Regions from separate parts of the Homo sapiens genome. Here regions 2 and 3 are each linked to region 1. The links are chromatin loops, found by intact Hi-C in ENCODE. Cell type or tissue: endothelial cell of umbilical vein. All regions are shown on one strand. Links, peaks and the distances in the headings refer to the core of each region. The heading gives the core; the rest is flanking DNA. Region 1 holds the start of PCSK5 (proprotein convertase subtilisin/kexin type 5). Region 2 overlaps PCSK5 (proprotein convertase subtilisin/kexin type 5). Region 3 has its middle 19 kb from the start of RFK.

Region 1 (6,069 bases), core at 584-5,583:
TTCCATAGAAATGCCCTGGCCAGAAATCTTACCTCTCGTGACTTTCAAATGCTAAGATGCTACACAAAACATTACATTGATATTCTGAGCAAATGGTCAAAACTATACCTTTACTGTGGTGAAAATTTACTACCTTACTCACCTAGAATATCATACCGAAGATATAAAAAATACTACCAGGATAGTAAATGACTGCAGAAATAATAACAAGTTTCAGTTCCAATTTGCAACACGTAAGATGAGACCCCAAGCCCAAATGGGTAAAAAACAGAACATTCCAGACGCATCTGCAAATTAGTTACTGCCCTCAGCTGATCCACAGCTGGTTTACTGATGGAAAGAATAACAAAAGGATGTCTAAAGTGTTGAAAGGTCAGAGCAGTAAAGGATGAATAAGAAATACATTTGGCCTGTACAGTGCAATGATATTGCACGTGTGAACTCCATTTACCACCCCAAAGACTTAGCATAGGCTTAAGCTCCTTTGATCTACAGAGGAAATGCTCTCCACTGTAGAATAGCTGATCTTTTTACACTGGTTCAAGGGGTCCTCTGTAACCTCTATAAGCACTAAATTTCCTCATTGGCGCTGTAAAACCACAATAAATCATCCTTGGTGTTATTTGTATGTAAACTTTCTTAGCATTATTATTTTTAATGAGAAGCCATGAATCTTCACTATAAGGCCTTTTGTAAATAGTCAAGCAGAGGTTGCAGGACATTGCAATGTTTGCTTGTTCAAAAGTGGATTTGGTGACAATTTCTCCCATCTCGCTATGCCAGATTCTGTCATATACCAGTTCTGCTCAATTAATTCAGAAAGGTAACAGCTGTTTCTGCCCTTGTTAAAGTCAAGAAAGCTAGGTGCGTTTGAACTAAATATCTGTGAACTGAGACCAGATATTTGCTTCCAGCCTACTGAGCCATTAAATCAGAATTCAAGGAAATGGAGATTTTACTTCCTTCCTCCTTCATCATGGCATGGAAGGGTTCCCTAAAAGGCAGGATCCATGGGGGACTGGGCCTGCAACAGTCAGAGTAGCAGGTCTGAATCACTGCTTTGCCACTGTCTAGCTGGTCTCGGTTTCCTCATCTCCTGTGTGTGAGGTAATATTCACCAAACAAGGTTGTTTTGAGATTAAGAAAGAAGGGTATGTTCAAGAATTTATTCCTCCAAAAATGCCTGGTCATGTGTGAGATGTTCAATGTTAGCAGAACCCGAGATGAATCTCTGGAAAGATTAATAGTACTAGCTACTTTCAGTGCTAGCCTCCCCAGTTCCATTCCCAGGGCATAGGCAGTGCCCAACTTTAAGTTCATGTAAAAAGACCTGAACGGACTCAGTGTTTTCTTCCAGAGAAAAAGAAGCCAGTAGAATCCCAACGAGCCTTTAGAATGGAAATCTTCCGCAGATAACAGTCACTCAAGCAACAAAATCTGGCTGGCTTCCCTTACTTCCTTAGTTCCAGGGGCAGGAGGGAATACAAACCGTGCCCCTTGCCCTAGTCTCAGTTCTCCACAGGGCTGGCTTCTCTGGAATATGTCCTCCCTCTGGGCGGGCAAAGAGCAAGATCTTGTGCTCTTGCTCCTCTGAACACTCCCCGCACTCCCCAGCTCCTTCTAAACGCGGCGACAGCAGCTCTGCCTCCTCTCCAGGTGCCGCATCCCCCAGGCGGCGGGGAGGAGGGGCGGGGGGTGTCCCCGGGTTCCTGGGCGTGGAACGCAATGGCCTCAGAAACTGTCCGTACTCTCCCACTCCGCCGGCACCAGCCAGCACCTCCCTCTCCCTTCCCCCTGGCAGAGCACGCAGGGTGCGTGCACCCCGGGCAGTCCCCAAAGCGCGCCTGCTGGAAAGGCGCCATCCATCATCCTCACCTCCCATTCCAGCGGATTCTCGCCTGAGCCCAGCCAGGGCCCGCCCCTCCGGCCAACCCCAAAGATGCTTGCGGTGTGTATGTGGAGGGGGGTACTTTCTGGGACCCACTTTCATAGCCCTCTCTACCCCCATTTCTCGCAGGGGTGTCGGGGGAAGAGAACCAGAAAGCCAAGACCACTGAACCCGGAGTACTTCCAAATCTGTTACGCTTCCAATCATCCTCATAGCATCACCTTAGTTTATGGGCATTTCTCCCTAGCAGGAGAGCTCTGCCAAAAGCCCGAGAGCGGCACCCCACAAAAACCCCGCGCCCCTGCTGCCTGCCCAACTCTCGCCCCACGGCGCAACCTCCCGGCCCGGCACCTTCCGTCCCGGGGTAAGACTCCTCGTTTTCCCGGAGCGGAACCCAGCCAGCCGGTTTCGGAAGTTTCCCACCTCCCCACTACAACTCCCTTCCGGGAGCCCCCACGCGGACCTCGCTTAAGGCGAGAAAGCCTAGAGGTCTCCCCTAAATCTGCACTCACACCGGGGCCGGCCCCCTCTTCCCTCCCCCTCCTTTCTCCTCCCTTCCAGCTCCAGTCCCCGCGCCTCCGGAGTCTCCAGCGCCAGAGGTTCTCTCGCCCAAGAGGAAACTTCTTTCTGGGCTAAATTCAGGTCCGAGCAGGAAAGGCTTTCCCTTCCCCGCAGGCATCAGAGGCGCGCTCACCCCCTATCCCCCAAAAGACCTAATTTCCCCCTCTCCCCACGATCACCCTCTCTGAGACTGCCTCAGATTACTAGTGCTACTCGACTTTTCAGGTCAAAAGGTCCAGCCGTCTCTGAAGCCACCACGGGGGCACTCTGGATTTTTCCCGAGACCCTACCAGTCCCGCGTGGCTTGGAAAAGACAAGTAAACAAAACACGGACCCGGCAACTCTGGGGTGTGTGTGTGTGTGTGTGTGTGTGTGTGTGTGCGTACGCGCGCGCGCGCAGGAGACAGAGCATCGCCCAAGAGTTAGGGCAACAGCTGCTAGAGCACATCTGGAAGAGGGGGAGGGGGTTCCACGCAGAGGGGACAAGAAGCCCCCAGTGGCTTCAGGGCCGAGGGCTGGGCTAGCCTGTAGTTCGTTACCTGTCCTATGTTGATGAATCCGTACTTGCTGGCGATACGGTTGGCCTCCGGGAAGCCCCCGGCGATTTTGACTGCCCAGTGGTTGGTGTAGACGCGCGTCCGACACACGGGGAGCAGGCAGCCCCCGAGCAGCGCCAGCACGCACAGCAGGTCCAAACGTCCCGGGCAGCAGCAGCGGCTCCCCCAGCCCATGGTCCCGGCGCCTCGCTGCTCCCTCGCTCGCTGGCTGGTTCCGCGCACTAAGGGCGCGCACAACTAACTTCTCCGGCCTGCGCCGCCCGGCGAGCAGCCCCGGGCCGCCGCAGCTCGCAGCCCCGGGCGATCGGCAGGAGGCGGCTAGCCCCGGCAGGGAGCAGAGCAGCGAGCCTTACGCCGGCTCCTAGACCATCCCTGGGGCTGCCGGGACCTGTGCTCCCAGCTCTCCGGCCCGTGGGGCGCTCGGCGATGCTCCCCGGCTCGGACGCAGGAGGAGGCTGAGTGGGGCGGGCGTCCTCCGCAGTTGGGTTTCGCCCGGCTTGGCTCCCGGACTCTCCGACTCGGTCTCGCTCCTCCCGGGGCCCCCGAGCGCGGCGGAGATGACCAGCGGGAGCGGTACAGGCAGCGACCGGGCGCCCCCTCTGCTGGCCCGGGCTCCAAACGCTCGCTTGCTCGCTCCCAGCGCTCCCTCCGGCTCCGAGCAGCGCGCGAGGATTCTGAGTGGCAATGGCAGCAGCTCCTGCTCTGCATAAATGACTTCCCCCGCCCCCCTTAACACCCCTCCTTTCCCACATCGCCCTCCTCCTCTCCCTCCTCCGCCCTCTTGAAAGCGGCCGCAGCCAGGCGCTGACGAGGTCCTAGCGCCTCCGGGTTCGCCCAGCTGTAACCTCCAGGGTTCCGGGCAGTAAAGGCAAGTCTTTCCAAAGGACTGAGAAGAGCGCTCCGAGATCGTGGTTTTACTCCCTTCTCTTCCCTCCCTGCTGGATTTGTATGAATTTACCGCCACTTCCCGAAAGACTAAAGAAATTTACACGCCGGTGCGAATTAACCGCCCTGAAGATTCATTCATCCTCGTTCTAAACGTCCTTAAATAACTAGGCATTTAAGGAGGTCACTTACGTGTCAATTGCCGAACAAATAACTCGAGATTTTCACTTCGTTAATTCTTCATGCTTTTCAGCAGCTGTTTATTTTACACTTTCTGCTCCCGGGAGAAGCTACCACACAGGACAGTAAGTCGCATCGACTCCTAGAATTGGCTCGAAAGCCAAGTCTGTTGCCTGCTCACTTTCGAAATCTGCGATACTAGGCAACGCCACGGGAGAGTACAATTCCGGCCTTGGAAGTGAGGAAAGATGTTTCTATGAATATTTGGTGTGCTAGTGGATGGACATGTTGGGCCAAGGAAATAACTCCATTCATTTGTTGGATTGCGTCTGACGAGGGCTTCTTTTTCTCCACCAAGGGAAAAGTTTCCCAACTTTTCCAAGCACAGTCCTGTAACAGTGAAAGACTTTAATATGAAAAAGACCACAGAGGAAGTTCAGATGAGATATGTGGCGGCGTCACCTTCATTACTCTATCATGCACTGTGACTGCAGCAGGCAGGAGGGAGCTCAAATTAACCCTCTTCTCGCTTCTCCTTTACAACCTCCCTGCCTTCCTGGAGCGGGGGTGGGGCACAGGGTGATTTACTGTGACAAGAAAAATTATCCCGTATGAAATAATTCAACTGACTTTAAAAGTATTCACTATATCCCTAACTGTCCTCCTTTCTCTCCTCCTACCATGCCCTATTTCTTTCTTCCTGTTAATTTAAATGTGTTTGAGATTAATTAACTCATCCCACCTATAGCTTTTGGTACTGATTTTTTAAAATCTGAAAGATACCTGCAGACTTAAAATTCCACTAGTACCTTTGAGCATAGCATTTGACATTTTACATATTGTATAAGGTATGCTATATTATTTAATCTTGAAAACAAACCCACAAAATAACATCATCCCCACATTATAGCTGAAGAAATAGAAGATCAGAAGAACTAAAACATGTGCAGAAGTGTATGTATTTTATTCGTTTATTTATTTGACTGATTCAACACATCTGTTTTGAGCACCTAGCATGTGCAATGAATTGTGCTGTACACTGGAGAAAGGGGAAGGGGGAGGCACAAAAAATTAGTGGAATTCAGAATCTCTGAATACTGTAGAGTAAATGTGGTTTATTATTGAAGGTATGTATGTATGTATGTATGTATGTATGTATGTATGTATGTATGTATGTATTTTTGAGACAGAGTCTCGCTCTGTCGCCCAGGCTGGAGTGCAGTGGTGTGATCTTGGCTCACTGCAGCCTTCGCCTCCCGGATTCAAGCGATTCTCCTGCCTCAGCCTCCCCGAGTAGCTGGGATTACAGGCTGGCTAATTTTTGTATTTTTAGTAGAGACAGGGTTGGCTGGTCTCGAACTCCTGATCTCAAATGCTCTGCCTGCCTTGGCCTCGCAAAGTGCTGGGATTACAGGCATGATCCACCATGCCCGTCCTATTATTATTATTATTATTATTATTATTTATTTATTTATTTTTTTGAGACGGAGTGTCGCTCTGTTGCCCAGGCTGGAGTGCAGTGGCGCGATCTCGGCTCACCGCAAGCTCCGCCTCCCGGGTTCACGCCATTCTCCTGCCTCAGCCTCCCGAGCAGCTGGGACTACAGGCGCCCGCCACCAGGCCTGGCTAATTTTTTTGTATTTTCAGTAGAGACGGGGTTTCACTGTGTTAGCCAGGATGGTCTCGATCTCCTGACCTTGTGATCCGCCCGCCTCGGCCTCCCAAAGTTCTAGGATTACAGGCGTGAGCCACCGCTCCCGGCCCTATTATTATTATTTTTAAGAGGAAAACATAAGCACTATGCTTGTGCTTTAGAGTTTTGGTACAGTCTCCCTGCTAGCCAGTCCCTGTAGACACATCTCTTCCTGCTTCCCTAGCCATGGAGTCCGAAAGCTCACAATCTATTACAACACTGTTAACTCTGACAATCTGCATCTATGCATAGGGACATTGGATTACCCCTCTTGAAGATGGTAAATTTCAGATGGGATAAGACTT
Region 2 (6,069 bases), core at 636-5,635, 320 kb before region 1:
ACCCAGGATGCCTCTGTCCCTTGGTGACTGAAGAAGCATTTGATTCGTTGGGCTGCCCAATGATTTATTGGGAGTGACCAAATTGTGCTTTCAAAAAGACGAAGTGTGGAAATAAAGACAGGAATCAAGGTTTGCTCCGTGCCTACTGCGGGTCAGCATCGTAAGAAGCACTACATTGGGTAAGGACACACATTTTGGAGTCATCCCGTCCTGGGTTACATTTTTGGGTCCCTTCCTTCTCCAGCTGTGTGAAATTAATCAAATCACATATTTCCCGGACATTCCTCTTCTGTAAATGTGGATAATACTCTCTCTCTCTCTCATAGGATGTGGTGGGGATCAAATGAGAAAACAGACCTACAGCACCAGAAGAATGGATGACAGAGGTTAGTTATGATTCTGTTTCTTTAATTGTGTTATCTCATTAAATATTAGATAATAATGTAGGGTAGTTAGGGGTCTCAGCTCCATTTGATCAAGGAATTTAAGCACCAGAATGTTAATCCTGTGTGAACATCATCTAAACCCTGGTCAGACTGGATCCCAAATTGTGCTTTTTCTCCTGCCCCTGAGGAATGTATTGGTTGCATATGTGGGTGGCAATGAGGCAGCTAAAATTAATGACCCTCCAGACCAAGCACAATGACCTTGCAAAGCAATTGGGCTTCAGATGCAACCTACACACGTTCTTTTTTTTATTATTAGCATCGCCTGGAGACAGCCTCCCTATACCAAACAAAGCCAGCTTTTCCTGCACTGTGCTGTGGAAAATTCCAGAGCCATGGCTGTGCCCTTCTTAGGCTGCTGAGGTCAAAGTCGGTCAGAAATAGGTGAATCTCCATCAGATGGGGCTTTTCCCCAGCAGAGTTTCATCAAGTCAGGTTCAGAACTTGGGATCCTTGGTCCCCCTATGGACTGCTCACTGCACTTGGGCTGTACCTGCTTCTTCACTGAGTGGGTGGGGGCTCCCCTACTTGGCAGGTATCAGGACACATTGTACAGTCCTTCCCACCTCATTGAGGTGGAGCACATAAACAGATGAGAATGAAAGTGAGGGCAGCGGCGTTTGTATGGATGGGGGTGGGGAATGTGGTGTGGAGGGGCAGGAGGCTTCCAAATCCAGGTGTCAGAGAGCTCAGGTGTTTCCTTGCCTACTAACGTCCTTCCCCGTGGTTTGCATCCTATCAGAGCTTTAGGCTGTCCAGAGTGTGGAATCCAGGACTAGAACCTCACTGGTTCCACAGTAGAGAGGATGGCTCTTTCTCCTTTTTGAGATTCCTCTCATTCCCACTGTGTGCTCGGATGACGATGAGCTATCTTCTCCCCACTTGGAAGCATGCCTTCCCCCAAGAGGTGGGGAACTGAAGTGCCTATATCTGGAACCAGGTGTCCTAGATGTGAACCTCAGCCCTGTCTTGGCTACATGTGTAACCTTGGGCAAGTTCCATAACCTCTCTGAGCCTCAGTCAGCTCATCTGTAAAATGGTGATAATCACAGCTAAGAAAATGGCCAGATGGATTAAATTAGTTAACACATGAAATGTGCTTTGAAACATACTGGCACACTAGTAAGCACTCAATAATTTTCAGCTGTTGCTACTCCAGTGAGTAAAACTGGGTCCCTCAGATAAGCAACACCAGAGAGCAAACACCAGAGAGACCTTTAGAAACACTCAACGCTCAACTCACTTCTTATTGTCTGGTGGCTTTGAATAATGTACTTAATCTCTCTTCAGCTTTATAAAATGAGTTCAATTGCTCCAAACTTTGCTAGTTCCTGTTTGTCTCCTGCCTAATATCAGGTAATATTATTCCTTCTCATACTGTGGTTGATTTAGAAGTGCATAGTAATGGCTGGGTAATAGTAATGGTGGTGGCTCACGCCTGTAACCCCAGCACTTTGGGAGGCTGAGGCAGGTGGATCTGAGACCAGCCTGGCCAACATGGTGAAACTCCATCTCTACTAAATACAAAAAATTAGCCAGGAGTGGTGGCGCATGCCTGTAGTCCCAGCTACTTGGGAGGCTGAGGCAGTCGAATTGCTTGAACCCGGGAGATGGAGGTTGCAGTGAGCCAAAATTGCACCATTGCACTCCAGCCTGGGTGACAGCGAGACGCCATCTCAAAAACAAACAAAAAAAGAAATGCGTAGTAAGTATACACAAAATATTTCAAAAGGATTTCTTCTCCACAACTCTTCAGGGACCCCTTAAGAAAACAGACTCCAATTGTATTAACCATTGTATTACTTTTAAGAAGTCAACCAGGCATGGTTCTATTTGGCACCAAAGTTCTATTCAGGAAATGGCAGCCCCCTTCCCTTTGACCCCCAATACTAAATCTACAGTTCTAGAACAATTCACTTCCTAAAAAATTGTGGGCATCTTAAACCAATATTGGACAGAAAGGCAGGTCAGCTCTTCCTCTATTGCTTAATATTATCCTTCTTGTTGCCTTATGGAGGAAGCTCTTGAGAGTAATATAATATTGTTTGTGACACTCACTGATCTTCACCCAGCTCTTAGCACAGTGGTCAGGAATTGGTTGTGAGCTAACTTGTGCAACCTCAATATAAACCCAAGGAATTGTTTCTTTGACATTAATAACATCATGAGAGGATGCTTGACTCATCAAAACATTTCAGAGTGGTATGACTCAATGCATTCTTGCTCTTTTTTCCTTTCCTGAATGCCTTGATATCTCCTTTCAAGGCTCTACATGCTTCTCTCTACCCCATCTATGCTGTAGAGCGCCGGGTTCCACCAGTGGCATTGTAGCCTCTGTCTCCCTCCACCATATGGACCTGAGAACTTGCCTTCTCAGCCTAGTCCTACAGAGAAGTCCTGCGGAGTCATGTAGAGGACAGAGGAGGAGCTTGCAAAAAACCTCTGACTTTGCTAGAAACATTGTAGCTCTAGAAAGTCTATGTGGCCTCTAGAACAATTCAGTCCCTCTGGTAGAAGAGCCGATTGCAGTGCCTTCAAACTCTCCCCCTTGGAGTCTGACTCCAGTCCCCATTTTTTTTTGTTTTAATTTTTAATTTTTTTAGACAGAATCATGCTTTGTCACCCAGGCTGGAGTGCAGTGGTGTGATCTTGGCTTACTGCAACCTCTGCTTCCCAGGTTCAAGCAATTCTCCTGCCTCAGCCTCTGAGTAGCTGGGACTACAGGTGTGTGCTACCACACTCAGCTAATTTTTGTATTTTTGGTAGAGACTGGGTTTCACCATGTTAATCAGGTGGTCTTGCACTCCTGACCCCAGGTGATCCTTACAGAGAAGGATCGCCTGCCTGCCTTGGTCTCCCAAAGTGCTGGGATTACAGGCATGAGCCACCACACCTGGCCTCCACTCTCCATTATTATCAAGCCCACCCCAAGCAGGCCCTCAGCGTCTCCCTTGGAGGCCACCACACCTTCCTGAATTAGTTAAGTAACTTTCCCCTTGGTGGCCTCTTTAGCAGCATCTCTAGGGAACAAGCAACCAGTGAAACAAGTCTGGGCCCCATATCGGGGGTCCTGGGCCTTCAAAGCCTAGCCCAGCCCATGGCTTAGGTCTGCAGCTACCAGGCAGGCTTAGCATCCACAGCTCAGGAAGCCTGCCTTTCCCTGGAAACTCGATTCTAGTGATCATCTCAGGCAGAGCTGGTGACTCAGGCCCTCCTCCCCTTCCCAAACTCCCTCTGGCTGCTGTCTGACCTGCTGTGACTTCTTTTTGCTTTCAAGGCTGCTCTTGATATTTATCTTAACCAGATTTTACATGGTATGATGTGCCTGGGGCCCCAAATTTTCCTGGGGAAGGCCAATTCCTCTCTCTGCTGTTCACAGTTTGCCAAAATGGGCAGGGATGGGCTGTGGAAAAGCTGCCTGTGGGCTTGGGGAACTTGAACAGTCTTTGGCTTATGCAATTGTCTAGTGTCATTTAGGTTATAATTTTCTAAAGATGAATTTGTCAGAGGCCAACATTTTCTATGGAATAAAAACAACCAGCTTACAACAGTAGCATGAATGATAGACTTGCAAAATGGCTAAAGAAGTAGGGAGAGGAGAAAGTTGTAGTTGTATTGTTTGGGGAGCGTAAGTCCAGGCATTGGGTCAAAGATAAGGGAAGCTTTTCTAGAAAAGCTTTCTCAATATTTTCACACTTAATTCTCAGAGCCAGTTTATGGAGGTGAGCATTGCTCTCCTCTTACAGATGAGGAAACCAAGGCTCAGGAAATGTAAGCAGTCTGTCCAAGGTCACTGAATTAGTAATAATAAGAACAGCTAACACTTATTTCATGATTACCATATGCTAGGAATTGTTCGGAGTGCTCCACAAATACTAACTTACTTGATCCTTACAATAACTTGACCCTGTTGGGAGAAAGGCATTGTATACTGCTTGTTTTTTAAATCATCCCCAAGGCCTGCTTTTTGTTGTTGTTGTTGAGAAAGTTGAGGCAATGAGACATTAGTGGTCTGTTAAGGTCACCTAGCTGTTGCCAGAGCTGGGACTTAAACCAAGAAGTCAGACTCCAAACTCTCCTCTTTTAACCAGAGTTTTGCTATACATACCCTTTTTCAAGAAAGTAGTAGAGATGAGATTTCATGTTTAAATGGCACCCCCCTTCCAATATCCTAGAAATTCAAATCACTGGTGGGCTGCGTGCACACACACATATGTGTGTGTGTGTGCACGTGTGTGTGTGTGAGTGAATGTGGGGAAAAAGTCAAACATGCAATCCTAGACTCCTCAATCATGTAATCTGGAACTATTTGCTTGCCTACCATTTTCTTGCATGGGGCGTGGAGTGTTGGAAGAAGGCTCACTTTCTACCCTTTGTGGGATAGAATCAGCTCACATCAACTATCAAGAAAACTAGCCAATGTAGAATCAAGTGTTCAAATCTAAGTCTTGTCCAGAGCAGCTGGTTCTGATTATACTCTTCCCCGAGGACAGGGCCATCTCTTGCTTATTCTGGGGTCTCCGTGGCCTCACTGTATGAGTGGAAGATTGTTCCTAAGTGTGAGGAATTCATTCCATTTTTTTGTTTGTTGAACTGCAAATCAGATTGCCTTGGGCATGAAAGAATGGAGGATGTGGTTAAGTGGGCAGGAGGGAAAGTGGAGAATGTTTCAGAGAGAGACAAGGAAAGCAAAGGGTTGAAGGTAGAATAAGTCTGATGTCTCTGGGAGCAGGCAAATGATTGGGTTGACTGAAGTAGAAACTGAGTTCGAGAGAAATGAAAAATGACCTTGGATGGAGGATGTAGACAGATAACGGAACATCAGTTAGAGGGGTATCAAGTGGGTACAGCTGGTCAAAGGGAGTCACTGAAGATTTAGAAAGAGATAAAGTCTATGCTGGGCACAACTTTGGTGAAGATCACCCTGGTCAAGGGAGACTAAATGAATTGAAAGACAGCGTCCAGAAAATCAACCAGGAGATGGCTGCAGTAAGCCAGGGTGAGGGAGTGGAACCACTACAACCAAAATGGTGAGGACAGAGTGGTCCCCAGAAAATTGAGCCATCAGATCTCAGGGACAGATGGCTTTTAGAGCTCATCTACTCTAGCTGCCTTTATTTACCCTGTCCCCAGGGAATGGGTTGAATTCCCTCAATGATTTTCTAGCCCAGCCAGTGACTGCTCAGTGTTTGAATGAATACCGAAAAGGAAGAAGAACTCACTACCTCCTCTTCCATTTTTGGAAAACTTCAACTATCTGAAATATCTTTGTAGTAGGCTAAATCTGGCCTCCCATGAAATTTTATACATGGGTCATTACAGAAGAATCAGCTTCTCTGAACAAAAAGAATGATATTTATGGGAATAATGAAAAGAGAGAAGATCTGAGTCCAAGGCATGGACGCATGGTTTTGAGTAGGTCGGTGAAACCCCGTGGGGCTTAGTCACTTCTGTGGAAATGACAATGATACATGTCCTGCCTAGTTCTCTGCTCCACTTGGAGGATCAAATGATAGCTTTGTGACAATGCTTTGGAAACTTCAAAGTGTCACATATAGGAGGGGCAGATAAGATCCTTAATGCTCTGCAGGAGGGACTATGGTACATAAGTAGCTGGGAAAGC
Region 3 (6,069 bases), core at 596-5,595, 480 kb before region 1:
GTTTTACCACACCTGGACTCTCCATAGCAAGCTCATGTTCCCTAGTAATCCCCAAACTCTGATTGCTTATCCAGATTCCAAGCCTTGGCTCATTTCTTCCCATTCCCTCCACTTATGCCTACCCATCTGTAAGATGATGCAAATAAGGAGCCCTTCATTTCTTCATACTTTTGGAAGAGGCTGCCCAGGGTAAAATCTTCGTGATAGATGCAAATTGATACACATTCCAAGTCCTAGAAAATCCAGGTCATGCTAAAAGATTGTGAAACCCTTTCTGCCCATAACTAATTTCAATTTATAAGGGAGTGGAGTTGAAGAGGGGAGGGGGGAAGAATTCCTTTGGAGATATCAGTGTGCTCCGCCTATATCCCCTTTAAGTATCAATCAGGGAGCTTGACTTGTGTCCCCCTAGCTTAGGAGGTGGGACATAAGAATTGTATGAGAAGTTGTGGCTGGATTGGCAAGAGAACACAGCAGGAAGAGAGAAGGCAGCACTTTCATCCTCTCTGTAGGGGGTTGAGGGTGGACAAAGATGCATGCTTCCCATGGACCAGGTCTGCAGATATGACTGGAGTCATATTTGCAGAAGATTCCATTCAAGATGGCAGCCTGGAGAGGTAAAGTGACCCAGAAGAGGGACAGATGAAAGACTTCCAGAAGCTCAGGGTCTGAAATGCTTCTTGGAGGCAGTCTGCTAAAGGAGGCATTGGGCATACTACAGACATTGCAATTGAATTGCCCCAAAAGGGAAAGTTCAGAAAGAGAATATGTTTTCATCACAGCAAGCTGAGAGTCAGCCACGTAGGGTTGGGTTCTCTTCCCTAATCTAGAGTTTCTCAAACTATATACTGTGAGATCAAATTAGTGGATTTTGGTCATCTTTTAAAAAATAATAATAAACTAGAAAGCATTGGAAAATATATTGGTTGGATAAATATTGTTTCCTGAAACTTTTGCTTCAGTTTTATAAATAAGTGTTGGTGTAAATTTTATTTTTTACTGTGAATGTGGTCCAAAAAAGTGAAAAGTTCCTGTTTTAATTTGTTCTCCCTGTGCTTGGTTTTGGAGGGATTAGGCAGCTGCAATACGGGAGATCAAGATCAAGGCCTCTGGAGCCAGGCAAGTTATTTTACCTCTTTGTGGTTTAGTGTCTTATCCATAAAACCCGGATAACAATAGTGCCTACCTCATAGGGTTGTTAGGATGATTAAAAGGATGAAACTATCTGATCCATGCAAAGTGCTTCTAATGGTACCTAAAAAACAGTATGTGCTTCACAAATGCCAATTGTTTTTGTGGTGCTGGAGATTTTTTTTTATCATGGCCAAAGATAACAATGTGATTTTAAAGACACAGTAAATTCTTCCCTAAATTATGTGCACAGTCCAGTTTTGTTCAGGTCAAGACAATGATTTCTGTGAGCAAATACATACTCCTTAAATATTTATGGAGTAGCTATTGTATGCTGGCATTCTGCTATGTGCTAGGGGTACAGAGTGGAATAAAATAATATCCCTGACCTTGAAGAACATACAGTCTCCAAAAGAAATTCCAATTTATTTGACTTTATCTTCATCACCCCCATGTGGTGCCTGGCATATTGTAGGTCCCTAGGGAATAGATGTTTGTTTGTTTGTTTGTTTAAGAGACAAGGTCTTGCTCTGTCACCCAGACTGGAGTGCAGTGGTGGGATTGTAGCTCACTACAGCCTCCAACTCCTGAACTCAAGCGATCCTCCCACCTCAGCCTCCCAAGTAGCTGGGACCACAGGTGTGCACCACCATGCTTAGCTAGTTTTTAATTTTTTTGTAAAGATGGGATCTCCCTATGTTACTCAGCTGGTTTCGAATGCCTGGACTCAAGCAATCCTCCCAGCTCAGTCTCCCAAAGTGCTGGGATTACAGGTGTGAGCCACCACACCTGGCCTCTAGAAAATATATATTGAGTGCATTTTGTTGGAAGGAATCATTAGCTCTCTTTACCTCAGCCAGATGCAGTAAATAAGGGAGCCTCTTATCATGTCATCTTTTCTTTTCTTTTCTTTTTTGAGATGGAGTTTATCTCTTGTTGCCCAAGCTGGAGTGCAATGGTGCGATCTCAGCTCACCACAACCTCCGTCTCCCCGGTTCAAGCAATTCTCCTGCCTCAGCCTCCCGAGTAGCTGGGATTACAGGCACACACCACCACGCCCGCCTAATTTTTTGTATTTTTAGTAGAGACGGGGTTTCTCCACGTTGGTCAGGCTGGTCTCAAACTCCCGACCTCAGGTGATCTGCCCACCTTGGCCTTCCAAAGCATGTCATCTTTTCTAGTACATTTGAGATGTGGAGGAAAGAACAGCAGCATCGGAGACTTTTTCTGTAAATGCCAAAGGTTTCCAAAAGTCTACATTTGAAGAAAGATGAATTTGCTCTTGTAGACATCCTCTGGTGTCTCCTTTATACTGTTTATTGAAAAAAGTTTCTAGGGAAGGAAAAAGAAAGGAAACAGATGGCTCCAAATGACAGAGCAGAATCTTACGATTTCTTCTCTCTTTGCTGCTTGGAGCAGCTGAGAAGCCAGCAGGAAAGAAAAGCAGGGATGTTGTGTGTCCTCCTGAATCATTCATCACCTCCTTCCTCCACTCCAGCATTCCCAGTCCCTCAGCTATGTAAACAGAGCTCTGACGTCACAGCCCAGGGAGGTCAGGCAGGGTGAGTAGGGCCAACACTTCCTCCCACACCCTGCTGTTCAAAGCATTGCAGACTTCCAAGCAGGTTGCATGGGAAATTAACCAATTGACAGGGTGGTTTTGTTTTTGTTTTTGTTTTTGTTTTTTTTAGCACAGAGGGAGTAAGAACCAGAGAAGAAATGGAAAAAAAAAAAGGGTGATTTGTGATTTGGGACAATAAAGCCATCCCTAACCTTGCTTTGGAAAGAGTATAGAGCTGTAGGCTGTAGAGTGACAACACTAGTGCGGCCCAGGGTCAGAATGTGGGCGCGTCTCCTAAAAGGGCCAAGAACTACCATTAGAAAGGGCAACAGTAAAAATTGACACTTAATTGTCATGTGCGTTTACACGTTTATAACGCACAATGCATACCCGTATATATTATGTCAAATGAGTTGGCCAGTGTCACGTGGAGCTGAAATGGGAATGAAGATATCCTGGACTTGAAGACCAGCTTGCTTTTAATTAAGCTTTTCATGTCTGAAATTCTTCCCCTTCCATATCAAGCCATCTTCCTCAGTGCTTACATGATTTGTAGATCTTAAAGAGCTGTTCTCCTCCCCTCAAAGCTACCACAGCCCAGGGAGGTCAGGCAGGGTGAGTTTGGTATCTAAATTCTTTGATCCACTTGTGGGTGGAGGTAGATGCAGTAGCTGATGCATTTTGCAAGCTGATCAGTGCTGTGAGTATATTGAATATCAGGGTCAGCTCTGTGGGTGTGCCCTGTGGCCAATCAACAACACAGGGCCTCATGCTTATTTTTAGTTTTTGAGACAGGGTCTCACTTTGTCACCTAGGCTGGAGTGCAGTGGCACAATCTCGACTCACTGCAGCCTTGACCTCCTGGGCTCAAAGGATCCTCCCACCTCAGCCTCACAAATAGCTGGGGCTACAGGTGCCCACCATCCCATCCAGTTAATTTTTGTAGTTTTTGTAGAGACGGGATTTCACCATGTTGCCCAGGCTGGTCTTGAACTCCTGAGCTCAAGGGATCCGCCCACCTCAGCCTCCCAGAATGTTGGGACTACAGGTGTGCACCACCATGCCTGACCAGGGCCTGGTGCTTATATGGGTCCCATGTGCTGCTGCTGCCATCTTGAAATTTGTAATATTTTTACACTGGACACCACAAATTATGTTGCCACTACCAATTGACTTCATTCGTTTTCTGAGAAGCCAAATCCAGATGGTTGGTCTGAGAATATTGTTTGATTTCTCCCAGTTTCTGCAGTATAAGTGGCGCATGCCTACCTAGGACAGATAACAGGTGAACAAGGAAATAATTACATTGGTGTAGCAACTTATAGTTTATGACAGACTTTCATGTGCATAATCTTTAACCCTCACGAACAAATGTCAGGAGACAAGTCTATTTAAGGTAATCAGAAACCCATCTATAGGAGATTAAATTGATTTGATAGGCAAACATCTCTTTAAAAGTGAAAATCAGCAGAAAAACAGGACAAAAAATTATCCAGATGTTACACAGCTGTGCTGCAAAGGAAGTTACAAAGTCAATAAAGGACTCAGTGTGGAGTTTAGCCAAAGGGATCATGCGGAATAAAAATTCCAATCACAAGCCAAGGAAGAGAGAGACATTGTTCTTGGAGCAACTTAGAGCATCAGTCACAAAGATCCCTCATGGTTGCTCACAGCCCAGGGATATACATCATAGAGTCCAGCTGAGAACTCCTTTGTCAAGGATTCTGCCTTTGACTCATCACTTCTTGATTAGCAGTTTGATTTGGTTTCTGTGTCCCTTTTTGTTTTTTAAAGCAACAGATCAATACTGAAAACAGGGTTTAAGCCACCTTTATAAGCTTGTTGGCCTGAGACCTAGACTCTCAAATCCAGACCAAATACAACCTTTTGACAACCCGGCAACACCCAGTCTGTGGTTTCTGATTTGCTTCCACCTGGTTGTCTGACCTAATCTCTTGACTCTGCCTGCCCCAGTTGCACAACTACGGTTCTGATCTGAAGTCTAAAGTCCAGGCTGCTGCTGCTTTTGGCAAGGCACTGGCTGGCTGAATTTCCCTGCGGGAACACAATCTATTGCAACTTTGTCCCTAACTCACAGCCATTTGAGGACAGAATGAGACAAAGAAGGATGCCTTCATGACTTTTCACCTCTGTGGTGCAGATATGCTCACTTTTCCAACTCTTTTCTCAGGGCACTCTTCAAATCCTGCATCTTAAGGGGTTTTCTCCATGCATTCAAAGTAAAATTGACCTAGAAGAAAGACTGGATCATTGTTCTCCCTCCTTTTCCAATGTCCTCAGCATACTCCTAAGATTACCTGTGGCATTGCAGCCAAACTCGAACATTCAAGTTTTTCACAACTTGGAGAGAAAGGAGAGGTTCATTGTAGAAGCATGCATTCTTTTAGATGATCAAGGTATAAATGGGATTTCTATCAAGAGACTATCCTGCTGGGATGCAGCTATGGTTGCTTTATGGAGAGGGAAAAGCTGTAGGGGAGATAAAAACATTTCACCAGAGGTCAAGTACTTGGCCAGTGTATTTATAGATCTTCTGGCCCTTTAACCAAAACTTGATGACTTGAGTCAAGAATGTATTTTATTTTCTCCTGGTTCAGAAGCAAATCACTTTGGGTTTCTGAAAGAGCAGTCCTTTTGTTTCTCTGTCTGCTGAGAAATCAAGTTAGAAAATCCAGTTAATGATCTAGTTACTTAAAACCACTCATTAGAGTGTAATTGCTTTTTGGAGGAAAAAAGGAAGGTCTTGTTAAAAAGAGCTGAGTGGGTGTGTCTTTGGTTCCAGATTAAGTTTATAGAGAAGTCAAATCTACTTTTCTCTCTCTTATGTAATCTTGCTTCACAAATCCTGTCAAAACAGATTCACAGAAGGAAGATTATTAACAAGCTACACAGCTACTAAAATGATATGGGAGGGGTGAGGGAAAATTAACAATTATTGAACCCCTTCTGCATACCAGGAGTATTGATGGTGGGATCTCATTCCTCACAGCAACCTTGGGAGGTCAGGAATGCAAGTTTTCCACATGTAACAGAGAATCAGAAGTTTAGTAACTTGCCCAAGATTCCACATCAGCAAATGTCAGAACTGAAATTCCATCCTAGGAATCTTTGGCTCCCACCCAAACTCATGATGTTTCTGTTATGCCAAGCCCTCTATATAAACATAAATACTGTATAGGAATGATAAATCTAATCATGGCATCACCTACTGAGGTTTATCTCTTTTTGTTTTTAAGACAGAGTCTCACTTCCTTGCCTAGGCTGGAATGCAGCAGTATGATCTCAGCTCACTGCAACCTCCGCTTTCCAGGTTCAAGTGATTCTTATGCCTCAGCCACCCAAGTAGCTGGGATTAC

The links. A loop is a pair of places that touch in the nucleus more often than their neighbours do. Peaks named below come from ENCODE experiments on the same cell type or tissue, not always from the same donor. Only the 100,000 strongest peaks of a DNase experiment are listed, where the experiment ranks them.
Region 2: it touches region 1 in a loop (12-fold over the local background); 3 of 110 quality-filtered maps call a loop at or near these places.
Region 3: a loop joins it to region 1, with 10 times the contacts of the local background. A loop is called at or near these places in 3 of 110 quality-filtered maps.

Annotation. Positions count from the first base shown.
Region 1 is chr9:75,888,293-75,894,361 of GRCh38, reverse strand. PCSK5 (proprotein convertase subtilisin/kexin type 5) reads right to left here and starts at 3,689. Exons shown (of 38, transcript NM_001372043.1): 1 at 2,989-3,689. The coding sequence starts at 3,180. In endothelial cell of umbilical vein, for the core only: a CTCF peak has its summit at 3,610 (motif pointing left); DNase peaks (open chromatin) are centred at 2,991 and 3,761; H3K4me3 peaks cover 3,043 bases; H3K27ac peaks cover 815 bases.
Region 2 is chr9:76,212,916-76,218,984 of GRCh38, reverse strand. The region is part of intron 20 of PCSK5 (proprotein convertase subtilisin/kexin type 5); the gene reads right to left. Among named protein-coding and RNA genes, the nearest start is that of RFK, 180 kb to the left of the region's middle. In endothelial cell of umbilical vein, for the core only: no CTCF peak of the experiment used is centred there; DNase peaks (open chromatin) are centred at 2,624 and 3,674; H3K27me3 peaks cover 151 bases.
Region 3 is chr9:76,371,920-76,377,988 of GRCh38, reverse strand. No RefSeq gene overlaps it. Among named protein-coding and RNA genes, the nearest start is that of RFK, 19 kb to the left of the region's middle. RefSeq lists a silencer at 409-669. In endothelial cell of umbilical vein, for the core only: no CTCF peak of the experiment used is centred there; a DNase peak (open chromatin) is centred at 2,618; H3K27ac peaks cover 1,534 bases.